Linked DNA regions of Homo sapiens: region 2 is linked to region 1. Evidence: read pairs that join two places in POLR2A ChIA-PET (ENCODE). Cell type or tissue: IMR-90. All regions are shown on one strand. Each heading gives the region's core, and the rest is flanking DNA. Links, peaks and the distances in the headings are about the cores only.

Region 1 (2,913 bases), core at 322-2,821:
ATATTCTAACTCAGAAGGCAGGATGTTTAGTTTTTAGAGACGGGGTCTTGTTATGTTGCCTAGACTGGACTCCCAACTCCTGGGCTCAAGCCATCCTACTGCCTCAGCCTCCCAAATAGTTGGGACTATGGGTGTATACAGCCACTTCCAGCCTCCAGCTTTTAGTCTTTTTTCTTTTTTTGAGACAGGATTTCACTCTGTCACACAGGCTGGAGTGCAGTGGCATGATCACAGCTCACTGCGGCCTCGAACTCCTATCCACAAGCAGTCCTATTGCCTCAGCTTCCCAGAGTGCTAGGACTACAGGCACACATCACCACACCTGGCTAATTTTTTTAATTTTTTATTTTTGTAGATACAGGGTCTCACCATATAGCCCAGATTGGTCTCAACCTCCTGGGCTCAAGTTATACTCCTGCCTCAGCCTCCCAAGAGTGCTGAGCCACTGCACCCAGCCCTAGCTTTTAGTTTTGATGCTGTTGTTAATCCATTGTGTGCCCGTAATCCCACCCTCTTCAATATAATATACTCTGGTGATGGAAATAGAATCTATTTCTTTGATGTCTGATATGGTGGCCATAGCCATATGTGACTATTGAATACTTGAATTATGTCTAGTGAGGAACAGAATTTTAAATTTTAATGAATTTAAATATAAATAGCCACACAGGCTAGTAATTACCATTTTTAGCGTAGATTTAAACAAGTTACTTCATCCTTTTGGCTGAGCCCTGAAGTAAAAGGCATTTTATATGTGAAGAAATCTTAGGAATCCTTTAGTCTTGATCCTTTTCTTTAAGTCAAGGTAAACAGCTTCAAGAAATACTTTTACCTAGTTCTAAAATTTTAACCATTTGTGTATGAATTTCAGTTATAATATAATTTTCAATAGCAGTAATAATATAGCCCTATTATTGGGACTCTTTTTCTTTTCTTTTTTTTTTTTTTGAGACAGGGTCTCGCTCTGTCCCCCAGGCTGGAGTGCAGTGGTGCATTCTCGGCTTACTTCATCCTCTGCCTCTTGGGCTCAAGCAATCCTCTTGTCTCGGCCCCCCAAGTAGCTGGAACTACAGGCACGCACCACACACCCAGCTAATTTTTTGTATTCTTTATAGAGACAGGGGTTCACCATGTTGCCCAAGCTGGTCTTGAACTCCTGGGCTCAAGTGATCTGCCTGCCTTGGCCTCCCAAAGTGCTGAGATTACAGATGTAAGCCACTGTGCCCAGACATATTATTAGGACTTAATAGTATTTATGGAACTGTAATTTTGTTTTACTTACTTTGCCATGTGATTTGTATAATTAGGAGTTGGCAAATTATGGCCTGTGGGCCAAATTCAGCTCACTTCTAGTTTTTGTACAACGTGACCTCAAAGTGGTTTTTATAAATGTTTGAAGAAAAGGATCAAAAGAAAAATGATATCCTGTGAAAATTATATGGAAATTACCTATAATTCAAATTTTAATGCTCATAAAGTTTTATTGAAACACGTCTGTATCATTTACTTACATGTTGTCCGTAGCTGCTTTGCACTACAATAGCAGAGTTGAGTAGTTACAACAGAGACTGCATTGTCTGAAAAGCCTAAAATATTTACCATCTGGCCCTTTATAAAAATTTTTGCTGACATTGCCTCAGTCTAATTTGGCTGCTATCAGAAAGTAACCGTAAACTGGATAGCCTATAATCAACAGAAATTTATTTCTTGCGGTTCTAGAAACTAGGAGGTCCAAGGTCAAGATACTGGCAGGTATGCTGTCTGGTGAGGGCCTGCTTTCTGGTTCATAGATGGCACCTTCTAGGGTGTTCTTAATCACGGAAGGGATGAGGGGAGTTTTTAGGGTAGACCCGATGCCTAGTGAAGGCCTGCTCCTTCATAGATGGCCATCTTCTCACTGTAACCCCATATGGTGGAAGAAACAAAGGGTCTCTCTCTGGCTTCTTTTATATGGGCACTAATCTTATACATGAGGGCTCTGCCAAAGACCCCACCTCCTAATACCATCACCTTGAGATTTAATATTTCAACATGGGGATTTTGAGGGGACATAAACAATCAGACAGTAACAGACATCTGCTAAAGGTAATCTTTAAAAATAAAAGGACAGCTGGGTGCGGTGGCTCACGCCTGTAATCCCAGCACTTTGGGAGACTGAGGCGGGCAGATCACGAGGTCGAGATCGAGACCATTCTGGCCAACATGATGAAACCCTGTCTCTACTAAAAGTACAAAAATTAGCTGGGTTTGGTGGCACGCGTCTGTAGTCCCAGCTACTCGGGAGGCTGAGGCTGGAGAATCCCTTGAACCCGGGAGGCAGAGGTTGCAGTGAGCCGAGATGGCGCCACTGCACTCCAGCCTGGCAACAAAGAGAGACTCCGTCTCAAAAATAAATAAATAAAAATAATTAAAAAAAAAAAAAAAAAAGCCAGGACAGGCTATAATGTGATCATTGTGTATATTTTAGATTTGATGAGTTTGATGAAGCAATTGATGAAGCTATTGAAGATGACATCAAAGAAGCCGATGGAGGAGGTATGTGTTTGTCGTTCTCTCTTCTTCATAGAACTCTGCCAAGAAGTTCATTCAGGTGCCCAAATTAGGGCAGTGAGCATATGTTTTTATTCTCTTTCCCGTTATGTATCATGATTAGTACTGATGTTAGTTGTCTCAGATTTAGAGTAATTTGTGGATACAATGTCAGTGTATAGACTCAGATCTTACTAACTACTTTTAAAGCAGTTTTGTTTTACAAGCTGATATAAAACATTGATGTTCCTTCATAGGTTAAAAAATTTACTTCTGATTCCATATAGAAAACTGAGGAAACTTTTCAGTTGTCTTTGAGACTACAAAGTCTCAAAAATTATGGATAATCAGAACCAAAATAATTTAAACCAAAAATTTTTAAGT
Region 2 (2,913 bases), core at 93-2,592, 340 kb before region 1:
AACCTCACAGTCAATGAAGAAACAGGGAATTGCAAGGGAAGAACTGCCAGGCCAGTGGAAGTATAGTAGTGTAGGACTTTCTGGGATCACAGTGAGACAACCCACCCCGAAGGACTCCCAGAGGAATTCATCTGAAGGATGAGTGGGGTCAGAGAAAGGAGTGCGGATGGCCAAGTGAGTGAGCTTCTGGAGGTGAGGGGGCTTGCCCAGCTCTGGATTGGAGGAGTGGGGAGCAGCAGGCAGTTCTGGTAGTTGATTGCGAGGGGTGAAGTAGCAGCCTAGTTGCAAAGGGCCTCTAAACCTTGTTATGGAGTCTGCTGTTTATCTGGAAGGGAATGAAAAGTTACTCAAGTGTTTAATGCAGGGAGTGACAGGATCAGATTTGTACTTCAGAAAACGTACTCTCAGCCAGGCGTGGTAGCTCATGCCTGTAGTTCCAGCACTTTGGGAGGCAGAGGTGGGTGGACCACCTACCTCAGGCGTTCGAGGCCAGCCTGGCCAACATGGCAAAACCCTGTCTGTATAAAAAATAGAGAAATTAGCTGGACATGGTGGCACACACCTGTAGTCCCAGCCACTCTGGAGGCTGAGGCAGGAGAATCGCTTGAGCCTAAGAGGTGGGGGTTGCAGTGAGCCGAGATTGTACCACTGCACTCCAGCCTGGGCAACAGAGTGAGACCTTGTCTCAAAACAAAAAACAAGCAAACAAAAACAAAAAACAAAAAGAAGCTTAGGAACACGGCTGAGGTCTTGTTTGATAAAGAAATGGAGCTGAAGATGTCAGTGCAGGAAACTTTTTTTTTTTTTTTTTTTTTTTTTTTTTTTTGAGACAGGGTCTCCCTCTGTCACCTAGGCTGGAGTGCAGTAGTGCAATCTTGGCTCACTGCAACCTCTGCCTTCCGGGTTCAAGCAATTCTCAGCCTCCCAAGTAGCTGGGATTACAGGCATGCACCACCAGGGCCCAGCTAATTTTTTGTATTTTTAGTAGAGATAGGGTTTTGCCATGTTGTCCAGGCTAGTCTTGAACTCCTGGCCTCAAGTGATCCTCCCACCTTGGCCTCCCAAAGTGCTGGGATTACAGGCGTAAGCCACTGCACCCAGCCTGTTTTTTTGAAGCATCTGGAAATTAGCTTCAGAAAGGATATTTGATGTGATTGGATCTGTTAGACTTTCAGAGCTGGGGAAGCTTAGCATTCTTTTGGTCCATTTTGCCTCCCTATTTCACAGATGACTAAGCTTAGTTCCAGAGACGGAAAGCAAAGGGCCCTGGGCACATATCAAAGTATTGGCAGTAGGGGGGCAGGATGTTGGGAAGGATGGCGGTGAGGCACCCTTACTGTGTTGGAGTCATGCTAATACAGGTATCATCTCAGCTCCAACTTCATCACATCCTAGCTGTGTGACTTCTGTCTGAGCTTTCCTTGCCTGTAACATGGGGACATTAGGAGGACCTGAGAGCTTTCAGTGGTGTAGGAGTAATGAGAACATATTGGTCCATTCAAGGGTTAAACTCTGCAGCTTTGCATTTAACTGCGAGCTTTACAGAGGTGACTTCAGGGTTAACCAAACAGCCCTGCCAAGGGGCCTTGAGGTTTATGGGAGAAAGAATCAGAGGTTCTGGGCTTATTTTTCTCAGCTCTATTGTTTGGCTGCTGTCAAGATGCGTCCTCTCCTCTGCCTTCTCCCTTCCAGTCAGCAGAACTGTCCCCTGGTAGGAGATGTTGTCATGGCAATCAGATTTCTCCAGCAGTTCGGTTGACTTTGGCTCTATTAACTCCAGTACTTTAATCTTAGGAGAGCCCACAGACCAGTTGAGAATGAGGACACACCTAAATCAGACTGAGGGACATTCCTGAGCCCTGTCCCCATCCCCACTCTTGTGGTTAAATCTTTCCTCTAACACTATGCATCTATTCCTCAGCAGCAGCGGCCATCACATCCCTTAGGAAACCTTCTCTGACAGCCTCCAACCCACATCCACAAAAAGACCTGACCCCTCCTACCTTTCAGTCTTCCCTCTCAGCACCTACATGCTTAAGCCGTCTATTTCGCTGTCTCCACTGTGAGTTCCTTGAAAGCAGGGACTGTGTCCTGTTCTTCTGTTTGGCACAAGGTTTGCATGTAATAGGCCCAACATACATTTTGTTGAATGAATGAGTCACTAAGGGAATGAAGAGTGAAGGTATTGGAAGACTGAAGGTAATTTATGTAATGACTAAGAGCTCAAGCTTGGAGTAAAACGGACCTGAGTTCAGATTCTGACATCATCACTTAATAACCAGTCTTAGTGCTCAGCCCAGGGTCTGGCACAGAGAGGTGGCCTCTAAAAGTTTTGTTGAACAACCAAACTTAACTTGCATTTGCACTGCACTTCGCAGTTTGTGAAGCAGTTTTACACCCACAATATGTAGAGTTACCGGCCTTTTCATTACGAAGAATGTTCCCGTTATTATTTAAGTCTCATGGGCCTATATTTTGAAAAACATTCATCAAACAAATTTCATTTTTGCTGGGCGTGGTGGCTTGCATCTGTAATCCCACCTGCTTGGGAGGCTCAGGCAGGAGGAAGCCTTGAAGCCAGGAGTTCAAGACCAGCCTGGGCAACATAGTAAGACCCGTCTCTAAAAAAATTTTTTTACATAACCAGATGCAGTGTTGAATGTCCTGTAGTCCCATCTACTTGGGAGGCTGAGGCAGGAGGATGACTTGAGCCCAAGTTCAAGGCTGCAGTGAGTTATGATCATGCCACTGCACACCCAGTCTGGGCAACAACAGAGCAAGACCGCATCTCTTAAAAAAAAATTCATTTCTGGCCGGGGCTGTGGCTCACGCCTGTAATCCCAACACTTTGGGAGGCCGAGGTGGGCAGATCACTTGAGGTCAGGAGCTCGAGACCAGCCTGGCCAACATGGT

The links. Peaks named below come from ENCODE experiments on the same cell type or tissue, not always from the same donor. Only the 100,000 strongest peaks of a DNase experiment are listed, where the experiment ranks them.
Region 2: POLR2A ChIA-PET joins it to region 1 with 5 read pairs; 2 of 35 experiments call an interaction of 5 or more read pairs at or near these places.

What each region holds. Positions count from the first base shown.
Region 1 is chr11:77,677,708-77,680,620 of GRCh38, reverse strand. RSF1 (remodeling and spacing factor 1) reads left to right here. Exons shown (of 16, transcript NM_016578.4): 12 at 2,468-2,535. Among named protein-coding and RNA genes, the nearest start is that of CLNS1A, 41 kb to the right of the region's middle. In IMR-90, for the core only: no CTCF peak of the experiment used is centred there; no DNase peak of the experiment used is centred there.
Region 2 is chr11:78,019,211-78,022,123 of GRCh38, reverse strand. The region is part of intron 2 of NDUFC2-KCTD14 (NDUFC2-KCTD14 readthrough); the gene reads left to right. The region is part of intron 1 of KCTD14 (potassium channel tetramerization domain containing 14); the gene reads left to right. Among named protein-coding and RNA genes, the nearest start is that of KCTD14, 2.6 kb to the left of the region's middle. RefSeq lists an enhancer at 1-59. In IMR-90, for the core only: no CTCF peak of the experiment used is centred there; no DNase peak of the experiment used is centred there.